Linked DNA regions of Homo sapiens: region 2 is linked to region 1. The links are chromatin contacts, found by Hi-C or POLR2A ChIA-PET in ENCODE. All regions are on one chromosome and are shown on one strand. Each heading gives the region's core, a stretch centred on a gene start or an enhancer-like site at or near the end of the contact. The rest is flanking DNA. Distances are from core to core; before and after follow the strand shown. Region 1 has its middle 81 kb from the start of LINC00609. Region 2 holds the start of LINC00609 (long intergenic non-protein coding RNA 609).

What was found. A loop is a pair of places that touch in the nucleus more often than their neighbours do. ChIA-PET counts read pairs that join two places held with the same protein, here RNA polymerase II (POLR2A). Pooled maps may share reads with other maps.
Region 2: a loop to region 1 is called in a map of dorsolateral prefrontal cortex, with 2.4 times the contacts of the local background. The contact joins the promoter of LINC00609 here to the enhancer-like site in region 1. A Hi-C loop is called at or near these places in 2 of 168 maps with a recorded cell type or tissue (PC-9 and dorsolateral prefrontal cortex) and 3 of 50 pooled maps. POLR2A ChIA-PET finds 5 or more read pairs at or near these places in 1 of 52 experiments (activated CD4-positive, alpha-beta T cell).

What each region holds. Positions count from the first base shown.
Region 1 is chr14:35,985,895-35,992,020 of GRCh38, reverse strand. No RefSeq gene overlaps it. Among named protein-coding and RNA genes, the nearest start is that of LINC00609, 81 kb to the left of the region's middle. Within about 2 kb of position 2,922, at least 2 of the 41 ENCODE cell types and tissues checked have a DNase peak (open chromatin) inside an H3K27ac peak, as active enhancers do; they include dorsolateral prefrontal cortex, where a contact is called at or near this core.
Region 2 is chr14:36,065,608-36,071,765 of GRCh38, reverse strand. LINC00609 (long intergenic non-protein coding RNA 609) reads right to left here and starts at 1,339. Exons shown (of 3, transcript NR_073454.1): 1 at 1,081-1,339. It overlaps LOC105370452 (a long non-coding RNA gene), which reads left to right and starts at 4,037. Exons shown (of 3, transcript XR_943752.3): 1 at 4,037-4,778.

The DNA.
Region 1 (6,126 bases), core at 1,673-4,172:
AGTATTTAATGAATTTATATAAAAAATTATGTAATTAAATATCTAGTAATTCATGCATTATACCATATTATCTTATGTGAATATAAATCTTTCTGTGAAACTTGTGATAACATTTAATAATGCTTCTAAAATCATCCCCTGCCTATATACAACATGATATCCCAACATGAAAAAATCATTCAGAAATGGTTACATACAGCAGGTACAAAGTGGAGCACTTTAACTCTGTAGACGTAGAGTCAGAAGTTATAGGCAGGTCAAAAATTATGTGTCCCTGTTCACTTATTTTTTTTAAGTTGGACAATTCAGCACTCTTGGAGAGACCCCCAAATCCATTCAAACATGGATGAAAAAATCCATTGTCTCTGTAAAAGAAATCCTTTTCTTGAAACAGCTGCCAAAGAGAAGCCACCAGCTGGCCTGATGGTTTGGCCAGCAAAGCCAGCTAATGTGGAGATGATTATCAGATGGCAATGTCCCAGGGACCTGGGCATTGCCAGCCAGAGCCTGCTGAGTAGGTGACAAGCACCTTGAGTCCCCCAGGCCAAGTCCCCACCTTTCCAGGCTGTCTGGCATACAATACACAGAACTGTTGGCAGTCAGCTCTAACCTTATTGGCATCTTCCAAATAATTTTCCCACATGTGAATTCTGAACAGGGGCTTGAGTTAGTGAAGCGAAAGCTGGACACTCTATTGTACACGGTCTCATTCTCTCAAAGCAACCAGGGGAACATGTGGGCTTCAGCCCAGGGTCCAGGGTGCAGCTTCTACCAAAGGACAAAGAAATTATCATGCCATTTTACTGCCTCAAATATTATGTGCTTGTTCAGGATATGATGCCATTGTCCAGATTTTACTCTAAGGAAGTTCTTTACCAAACTGTATCTAATATAGGATATTCCTCATCAAAAACTACAACTTCCTACCAGACCACAGTGATTCTCCAATTTGACCACCTTGTGCCCAGGAACAAAGCAGAGAGACTTAAAGCAGTCAAGATGTTCACTCTACACACAGCCCTGCCCCACATCTACTCACCATTTTCCCTCACTGATTCACACAGGGTCTCCTCAAACTAGTGCAGGAAATGGCCCCTTCTCTCTCAGAACAAGACCTCGTCTCCCACTTCACAGAGAAGATATGAGTTCCCTCAAGCCTAGTCATACTCATGCACACACACTCACACAGGCATGCACACACACACACATCACACACTGACCACCTCCACACACATCTTTATCGCTTTCCCCCATCTCAGAGGAAACATCCTCTCCCCTCAGGCCATGCTTTTTTTTTTTTTTTTTTGAGATGGAACCTCACTCCGTCACCCAGGCTAGAGTGCAGTGGCACAATCTCAGCCCACTGCCTCCGGCTTCAAGCGATTCTCCTGCCTCCCAGCCTCCAGAGTACCTGAGACTACAGGCGTGCACCACCATGCACTGGTAATTTTTGTATTTTTAGTAGAGACGGGGTTTCACCATGTTGCCCAGGCTGGTCTTGAACTCCTGGCCTCAAGTGATCTGCCCGCCTCAGCCTCCCAAAGTGCTGGGATTACAGGTGTGAGCCACCACGCCTGGCCTAGACCATGCTTTTGTTCTTCCCCTCCTTCAGGATCCCATCAAACCCTCCCTTAACATTGATCTTTTCCATTCTACTGGTTCCTTTCCCACTGCCCACCAATATATTCAGGTTCCTGACCCCCAGGCTACTTTCAGCCACCAGTTGATTTCCTTCCCTTTACTGCCAAGCTTCCTGGGAAAAAAACCCTACATGAGCACTTTGTCCTTAACCCTGCCCTTACACCAGCCCTCCATCCTTAATCTCTGTTCAAACCACTCAAGTTGAATCCTGCTTCCTGTCAGAGCCCTGAAGGTACACATTCTAAATCTCACTTTTCTCATCCTTAAAACCAGGATAACAATACAGCATTACTTAGGATGAGGGCTAAGCCATTGTAACAAACAGACCCCACATTAGAGTGGCTTACCACAGAGGCTTATGCTATTCTTGCTGTAACACTCCTCAAATGAGAGGAACAGTCATCAGGGAAGCCATGCTCCATGTGATCACTCAGAGAACCAGGATTTTTCTACGCTGTTGGTTCATAAAATTTTAATGTGCGTGTGAATCATCCAGCTCTTGTTAAAAATGCAGGTTCTGATTTGATGTCTGGGATAGGGCTTGAGAGGCCGCATTTTTTTTGAGATGGAGTGTTGCTCTGTCACCCAGGCTGGAGTGCAGTGGTGCTATCTCAGCTCACTGCAACCTCCACCTCCCGGGTTCAAGTGATTCTCCCGCCTCAGCCTCCCGAGTAGCTGGGACTACAGGCATGCACCACCACGCCTGGCTAATTTTTGTATATTTTGGTACAGACAGGGTTTTGCTATGTCAGCCAGGCTTGTCTTGAACTCCTGACCTTAAGCAATCCACCCACCTCAGCCTCCCAAAGTGCTCAGTTTACAGGCATGAGCCACCACGCCTGGCAAGAGTCTGCATTTCTAACAAGCTCCCAGGTGATGCCTGGCTGCCCGGATATGAAGCATACTCTGAGTAGGAGGAGCCTAGGGTGTTGCCCTTTCCTGCTTGATCAAAGCAGAGTCATAGGCACCTCTATATTCCAGCTCTCCAGAAGGGAAAGACGGCATGTGGACGAGTGCATGCTCAGTGTCCTAAGGCCCAGACTTGGGAGACCCCATCTGCTCACATGCCGCTGGCAAGCATGAGTCATATGGCCACACCTAGAGGCAAACAAGAGTGGGGACCTAGACATTATTTTTATCTATCGTGGAATTTTCTGGGAGGCACTGAGAACAAAGAGCAGATGTATTTGAGTGTGGAACACTCGCCAAAACTAAGACAATTATTGGAACACTGTCAGCCATTCCAGCTGCTGTGGAGTGAAATGGCGTAGAATGGTGATGGCTGGAGCTGACAGTGGTTGGGCAGCGGGGTAGAAGAGTGAAGGTGTGGCTTGAAGCACCGCACTATGACCCTAGGAAGGCAAGTACATCTCTAATAGAAATGACAGCCTGGGACACCACGCATTCAGAAGTAGATACAGGAGTCATTTGCCCTTGCTGGTCTATTTTTGGCTCTCGTGGAGGTCCAAATGTTTCTGTATAATTCTGGATATTGTTCAAGGTGCAGGAACCCTGCAAGACTTGGTCCTATGCTGCCCGAGCTGAAGGCAACCAGAGTATCGCTATGGCATTTCCCTAAATGCTAGCTGTACGAAAGCGCATGTTCTGCAGCAAGACTTTCTAAGTTTAAATCCCAGTTCTGCCACTTCCCGTGTGACCTTAGGCAACTTACTTCATCTCTCTGTGCCTCAGTTTTGTCATCTGTAAAATAAGGATATCTACATTACTCGTGTCATAAGATAATTTGAAGATTGAGAGTAGTGATGTATTTTAGAAGCTTATACAATACCTGATACACAGTAAGTCTTAAATATCATGCTATGTTTTATCTCAACTTTATTTTCTTAAACTGCTTTAACCACACAATGGGTTCTCTTTGTTTGCTGCCTAGACAAAGCTGATTTATCAAGACAGGAGAACTGCAATACAAAAGAGTTTAGGCCGGACACGGTGGCTCACACCTGTAATCCCAGCACTTAGGGAGGCTGAGGTGAGTGGATCACTTGAGGTCAGAAGTTAGAGACCAGCCTGGCCAACATGGTGAAACCCCATCTCTACTAAAAATACAAAAATAAGCTGGGTGTGGTGGCTGGCAGGCGCCTGTAATCCCAGCTACTTGGGAGGCTGAGGCAGGAGAATCGCTTGAACCTGGCAGACAGAACAAGACTCCAGCCTGGGCGACAGAGTGAGACTCTGTCTCAAAACAAACAGACAAAAAAAAAAAAAAAAATAGAGAAAGATTTAATTCACGCAGAGTCGGCTGTAAGGGAGAATGGAGTTTTATTATTACACAAATCAGTTTCCCCCAAAACTCAGAGATTGGGATTTTTAAGGATAATTTGGTGGGTAGGGGGGTTGGAAAGTGGGGAGTGCTGATTGGTCAGGTCAGAGATGAAATTATAGGGAGCCAAAGCTGTCCTCTTGTGCTGAGTCAGTTCCTGAGTGGGGGCCATAAGACCACATGAGCCAGTTTATCGATCTGAGTGGTGCCAGCTGACCCACTGAGTACAAGGTCTGCAAAATATCTCAAGCCCTAATCTTAGGTTTTACAATAGTGATGTTATTCCCAGGAGCAATTTGGGGAGGTTCAGAATCTTGCAGCCTCCAGCTGCATGACTCCTAAACCATAATTTCAAATTTTGTGGCTAATTTGTTAATCCTGCAAAGGCTGTCTAGTCCCTAGGCAGGAAGAGGATTTGTTTGGGGAAAGGGATGTTATTGTCAGCTGTAACTTTGTTTCAAAGGTAAACTATAAACTAAGTTCCTCCAAAAGTTATTTCACCTACACCCAGGAAAGAACAAGCGCAGCCTGAAGGTCAGAAGCAAGATGGAGTCATTTAAGTCGGATCTCTTTCACTGTAATAATGTTCTGAGTTATAATTTTTGCAAAGGTGAATTCACTTCTGACTTCCTCAGACCTGTCCAAAATTCATTTCTCACCATTCTAGCTCCTTTTTTCCTCAGTCGCCCAAAGTTGAAGAACGAGACAGCTCAAGTTCTGTGATGATCCTGGCAACCTCACATACCCAAGTATAATGAGTGTGGAAGAAATCCACCTCAAATTACACTGGAGCACAGCACACGAGAACAACTTCTCATGAATTGCTCTTATGGGCAACCCTAAAAGAGTAGAAAGAAAGCAGCACCATCAGCCCTGGAAACTCCTTAGGGCCCAGATGCATTCCTAATAGTTCATGATGAAGTTAAATCATCTCACTGCTCCCCTCCCCTACACTTGCCCTCGTTGAAGACGTTTTGTGCTGTTGGGTTAAAATTCCAAGGGCAATCCTGAAGAGAAAAAGAATTACCAAAGGATTCAAATAAACATAAAAGGGAGAGTTTGATTGGACTATGGAGAAGTCCTAGCTATGGAGAATGCCAAGGAGATAGAGCAGGCCTGTGCTTTGGGGACAATGGAGAGTACAGGGCTGATTGCCTATGGAAGCATTCTACTTCTTTTTTTAGCATCTTCTGACAAAGCCATCTCTTTACTCCTCTCAAACTTCTTCCTTAAACCACTACCATTCCCAGAAGCATGCTACCACCCAAAACTGGAGCCCCTGACAATCAGAGCAACTGGAAGTGTCCATAGAAAGCTCTACATGACAGACAGCAGATGTCCATTCATTAAGGAACTTTCTCCATTAGGAAGGGGAGCCCTGTAAGAGGATATGGATTGAATGGTTCCATCCAATCACTTCATTTCACGGATTAATTCTTTAATCTAGACAACAAATATTTACAAATTCCTACTGTGTGCTAGGCACTGAGAGAGAGGAACTAACCCAGAAAATCTCAAGTCACATAGTTTTGAACCCTGGACCAGAGTCCATGTCTTTTGATCCCTGGCAAAGCATTCTCCATCCACATCCTGCTCCCCCTAAGGGTCCCCCTTGCTCTGAGAACATGGGTTAATGTCTGCCACAGCTTTCCATTCTCAGGCAGGCAAACTTCTGCACAAGCAAAACCACAAGCAAATTTACAGCGAAGGTCCTCTTTCTTCAGGGCCCAGTTAGGCAACTGAGAGGCTGATAGAAGCAAAACCACATTTGTTGAGCGCTGCCTATGTGCCAGGGCCTCTTCTAAATATTTTACCCACACTGTTCCATTTAATCCTTACAACCCCCTCACAGATGGGTACTATTGCTAGCCCCATGTTACAGATGAACAAAAGTTTACAGAGGTGAAGAAAGAAAAAAAAAAAACGTGTTCAGGATCTCATAACTAATGAGCAGAGATCCATGCCTTAAACTCAGCTTTTCCCAGCAACAAAGCCAGAATTGTTTTCCACAGCTCACTGCCCAGTAATTTACTGAAATAAACAACTGATTGTTTCTGAGATCACAAGAGCTTTGGCATATAGGAGTCACATGGGATTGTTAAATACTCTGTAACTACAATACCATCAGATGGGGGTGATTTGTTCTTATGGTTTGTGGACTCCCTTTGGCTCTGTCCACCAAATTACTTTTTGGGGTTTTGCAA
Region 2 (6,158 bases), core at 90-2,589, 81 kb before region 1:
GAACTAATATTTGTGCCTGGTATGCAGTAACCACTATGTATGTTTTTGAAATAAATAAATGTTGTTGGAGTGAAACCCCCCAACACATCTCTAATGCCGCCTTGTGACTAGTGGATTAAGTGAGCACTTTGAAAATATGTATTACTTGAGTGATTAAATTGCCAAGCTTCCCCATTTCATTTACATCTTATTTCCATTTCTAGTGAATCATTCCTTCTAAGCACAAGGTTGTGAAAGGAAATCTTGAACACTAATAATAGCATTACAAGCTACTATAACCAGGGCTTACTTACATGATTATCACCAAAGCTCCAATAAATTTCTCAATTTAAATATTAAAAATCAGTCAATGATCTGTTAGCTGGAAAATATCTGGGGTGAAAGAGTGATTACCACTAAAAAATAGATTGAAGTCATTGCTGCTTTTAGAGCCTAGAAAAATACAAAGATCTGTTATTCTAGGTAAGTTACTTACTCTCTCTGCCTCCTTTATGGGCTGCTGGAAGGATTAAATGATTAGTGTGTGAGAAATGCTTAGAACAATGCCTGGCTCAAAGTAAGTAATCAATAAATGCCAGTTCTTATTATCACAGGTATTCTGAATACAGGTTGTGGCGATCAGGAGCTTTGATGACCATGGCAGGTGGCAATGCCCCAAAGTGCAGAAGACGTCAATTCCTCTTCCATATCCCCAGTCAACACACACATTCCCCTCCACAACCAAGAGAAGTGGGCATTAAAGAAAGGAAGGGCAAGAGGAACGACAATTCTAAAAGATCACCAAGGTGTATAGTCTGAATTATTTGGACTAGTTCTGCTGTGATCTTAGCCAATTGACCCTCTGCCCTAATTTCCCCACCTGAAAAAAAAGAAGGCCAATTTATTAAGGGTTTCTGATGCGTGGGTGAAAGAGGCTGTTAACACTCGAAAGTATTATAGATTAACAATCTTTCTAACCATTTTAAATATTAGCAAATGTTCCAGCTCACAAAGTGCCATGGTTTTAGTGGCCTGGAAAACGCTGCAATTTGTTCAAACATCAGTGGGTGTTATTTCTGGATGTTAATCAGTACCATTTACCTTGAGAACCTGGAAAATGTGTGGACTGTGCAAGTCCGCCATCTGCTGGTCCTGGAGACTCTGCGCCGCAGGGCAGAGATGCTTGTCCAATGCGGCCGGCACAGGAGCTCCTTGGAGAGCAGCAAACCAGCCAAAGCTGTTCCCACCACCTCAGGTCCTGATGCTGAATTATCACAGTGAACATGTTGCTTTCCCAAAGGGAGGTGATTTGTTTGAGAGGGTATGTGTGTGGTCTTTAAATAGTTTTGTTCTTTGTGCTTACATTATCATCTAGGAAGAAAAGATAATTTATTGCATCTCAGAAATGAAGCGACTCTGAGATAGCATCTATTTCAAATGCCTCATTTTACACAAAAGAAAAAATGTGGCCCAAGAGTCAGACAACTTTCCCAAGTTACTCAGCCAGTAGTGGCAGGACAGTATCCCCAAGGCTCATGCCTGGACACTTACTCTCGCTACCTTGGAGAAGGTGAAGGAGGGCAGAGGAATCTGCCAAAACAAAGAAAACTTCCCAGCCAGTGTCCTGGGTCACTGTATACGTCTTACTGACATGGCACTTTAGCCATAGTTTGCAAAGAGCTTTAACTTCTCTTCTTATATCCATATAAAAACTTTCACCTCTGATTGTAGCCAAAAGCCAAAGCCCTTTTATGCCCTATTGCACTTATGAAAGGGGAAAAATGCAAGTAAGGATACTTTATCTTGTGATTATTTTCACTTCCTGAAAAGCCAAAGATCTAGCAGTTTAATCACAAAGTCTGTCCTGTCATTCAGCAGCAGATGCCAGCCTCTTGCCCGGCAGCCACCAGAATAGAAGAACCCTACAGGTCAGAAAGTCTACACTCTTATTTCTCCACCAGAGAGAGGTCTCTCTTAGTTTATACAGGCCAACTATTTTTTTTTAATTGGTCTTAGTCCAATAATGACATATTTGCCTGGGTCACCTGCCAGCCAACCAGGAGCGCTCATTCAGCTGGGGTGTGGATACAGAGAAATTCTAGTGCCATCCAACAGAGGGCAGTAGTGCACAGACACATAACCACCCTGCTCAGCTCTCTCCTATCAGAAAAAAGGGGGTGGGGGACACAGGTGCATATTCTTACTGCTCTGACTCTGTCCTGAGAGTGGAGCCAAACATTTTTCAGATGCCAAAATCAATCTTAAAAGTCAATGATCTGACAAGGACAAATATTAATCGCTAATTCCTGTTTCCCCCCACTTCATGACGCTCAGCTTCATACTCTGCCCCTGAGCCTCCCAAACCAAAGTTCTTTTATCACGTGACAGAGACACAAGCCTTGGATCCATCTGAAAACAAAGCTGACAAGTTTCTCACCACCTAGCAACACAAAAAACTCTAAACACAATCCAAAGAATCCCCAAGGGAAACAGCTTCAAGAATCTTGAAAATCATACCTATTTTTGTTTGTAATGTGTGAAATTATTACAAGTATGTTCACCAAGAGGACTATTGATGGATGACTCACAATTTAGCTAAATTCAATGAACCACACACTGTGCCTATCCCAGTAGGTGACTCATGCATTTTTTATTTCAAGTATCAAGTGTTTGCCAAAAACAGTATTTAAAAAAAGTAATGAAAATTGTTCTGAAAGAGCTCATGAATAGGGTAGGACTACCCACCGACAACCTCATTTGTGCTCTGACCACTTACATGGGATTTGGTGGGTCTGCTACAGCAGCGCTCGACAGAGAGTGCGCTCCCCACAGCAACGGTGGCAGGCGGAGGGCAGGCTCTGCAACTCACCACACGTGGTTATCTCCCTCAAACCCACATCTCAGCAAGGATTCTAAAGCCCAATGATGTGTATGTGTTGCGGGGGGGGGGCAGGTACATACAGGTTTTGCTAAAACATATTAAAAATAAATGCATACATCCATTCAATTCCTGTTTGTCTTCTATTGAGCTTATCATTTCTCCCCCTACCTTTTTTAATTTAAGAAATCTAATTATCAGAGAAAAATGGAGGGAATGAAAGGTCACTGAGCAGAAATAATGAAAATGATTGCTGGTGAGGAACAGTTAAGGGGTGTAGACTTTATTCTGACCATTAGTGTTTTCGTGTGCACCTGCTACTAGGCTATTCACAAAACCCTCAGTAAGAGTCCCCCTTTCTCAGCCTGCTTCTCTGACCAGCCAAAGGAAAAGTTTTTAGGTCCCACTGACTTGCAAAAAAACCCTCAAGTTCACTGACCACCTAATAATATCCTTGTAAATCTCAGAAAGACATTACTGATTTGGATGTTTTAATAAATATTTGCAGCTTTGTGGTATTTCAAGGGGAAAGGATTTTAACACTTACAAATGCCTTTTCAAAGGATGTGAGGATGAGACAGAGTTCCCAGTGATGTTAGTATTTATTCCTAAAGCTTACTCTTCTTTTAAATCACAAACAATGACCATTTTTCAGGTTGTGTATTGACTTTTTCGTTTGCTGATCATTGCAGGCAAATTATGATGAAGTGTACGCTTTCCTCTTAAGGTCCCAGGAGACTTTCCTCCCCCCACACATTGTGGACATTGCTTCTTTTATAAGCAGGTTCTAAAAAATAAGTGCAGGAGGAACTCAGTTGGCTGACTCAATGCTTTGCATTATATGGTCACTCCTTATAGGTTTCTGATCTCTTGTTGCTTAGCAACATCTACACAGATATAATTTCCATCCGGTAGTGAAATCAAGTACTTTTGGCCTCTGTCAACATCAAGATTAGCTGATCTCTAGAGACCCCACACAGCCAAGGACACTTGTTGCTATTTTAAGAGAGAAGAGGCTCTCTTCTTCTTGCATGCCTCTTCTCTTTTTTGTTTATCAATTGCTGCGTAACAGAGTGCCCTAAAAAAACTCCTTATACAGTCTGTAGTTTGCCAAGGCTCGGCTGGATGGCTATGACATTTGATCCTTCATGAAACTGCAGTAAGATGGCAGCAGGAGCTAGAGTCTTCTCAAAGCCAGACTAGGCTGGACATCCAAGATGGCTTCTTCCCTCAAGTGACTGGTGCCTGAGCTGGGATGGCTGGAGCAGCTGGAGACTGGGCAGACATCTCCCTTGCCACATGGCTAGGTTGGGCTTCACAGCATTGGCTTGCAGGAGGCAGGGTGTGTGAAAGAGGCAGTGGGAGTGATCCACTCATGGGAAGGGATATGTTATCGCTGAGCCTTGTTTAGAATTGCTTGTGCATGCTGATAAGAAAAGGAAGACCAACTTTTAGTTGGTTTTAGTAAACTTTTTAAATTCTTTATAGACAATGCATCCCTTTAATCTCTGTACTTTTAAGTGGACCATTCCCACTGCCCCCAGCCTTGGTACACCACTTCCTCACAGCATGGCTGTTTCCAGAGAGTTGGACTTTTTGCCTCATGACTAGCCTCCCCCAGAGCCTTCCAGGAAGAAAGGCAAAATCTGTGAGCCTTCTTATGACCTAGCCTCAGAAGCCACAGAGCATTGCATCCCCTGCACTCTGTGGGGGCAAAAGCAAGTTGGAGGACCATCCTGGATTCATGGGGAGAAGACCAAACAAGTGTGAGTGCTGGAAAGGAGACTTCCCTGTGGGCCAGCTTTGGAGATGAGTGACCACATTCTCCATTACCATTTGCTCCACGTGGTTCAGAACCACATGATTATTTAACCAAAGCTCGGGTTGACTACACTTCAACTAACTGGAACCTACTGTAACGGTAAGTGACTTTTCTGAAAGAGATTTTGAATTCAGAATTTCATTGAGCCTTAGGATCCTCTGATGAATTTTCTTTAACTATTTCTTGCTGAAATAACAGAACTTCTAGTACATAGGGCTAGACTATTGCCACGACTTCTGAGTCAATCAATGTAACTCATCTTAGCCTCAGGCCAAAATTTTTGCAAATGGCTATATTCGTACTCAATTCCATTTCTCACATGTACTCATCTGACCAATGGGAAACTTTCCAGAGCCAGCTCTGGAGTCATAACTCAAAACTTTTCACAGAGATCCTAGGCCAGGTGTGAATAGAATCTTCAGGTTTCCTGAACCCACAAACCATAGCCAACCTGGATGTCAAGACCCTATAGGCTTAACTATTTCTTAAAATAGCAATAGCAAGCCCTTCTTATGTGCCAGACACTGTTCTCTGCTTTACCAATAGTAACTCATCTAAAACTCATAACAACACTATGGGTAGTAACCCTTATTATTATTATTTACAGATGAGGAAACTAAGACCCAAAGAGGTTAAGGAATGTGTCTCAGATTCCAAAGATAGCAAGTAGAAGAAATGTTATAGTCAGATTCCAGAAACCAAGCTCTTAATCATCATGCTATTATACTTCATAAGTTGTACAGTCAGTATTGCTGGCAATAAAGGACATTCATATAATTATGTACCATATCCTTGAAAAAAGTTCTTTCAGTCAACAATTAAATCAGCCAAATGTCTTAGACATTGTTTTAGTCCATTCAGGCTGCTATCACAAAATACTATAAAAGGGCTGGCTTATAACAACAGGAATTTCTCACAGTTCTGGAGGTTAGGATGTCCAAGGTCAAGGGACTGGTAGATTCAGTGTCTGCTGAGGGTCTGCTTCCTGGTTCATAGATAGCACATTCTCACCACATCCTCACGTGGTGGAAGGGATGAATGAGCTCCCTTGGGCCTATTGTATAAGATCGTTAATCCCATTCACAAGGGTTCTACCCTCATGACCCAATCACCTCCCGAAAGGCCCCACCTCCTAATATTATCACCTTGAGGGACAGAATTTCCAGATATAAATTTGTAGGGGAGGAGACACAAACATTCAGACCATAGCAGATGTACTAAGGGATACTAATGATATGACTTGATCCCCCAACACAAACAGATCAGTATGTTCTGAGAGAGGCAAGACTGACACCCAAACAGTAAATGAACAGTATCAGATGCCACCATATGGAAATAAGACCTGAACTGTGTGGTGATTTAGACTGCAATATTCAGCTGAAGTCAGAAAAGGTATTGTGACACTGGACACAGCACTTTTCCATTCAGCCAAATCACAAAACTCATATTTTCTTTTCACACATGCGATGTCATTCATGC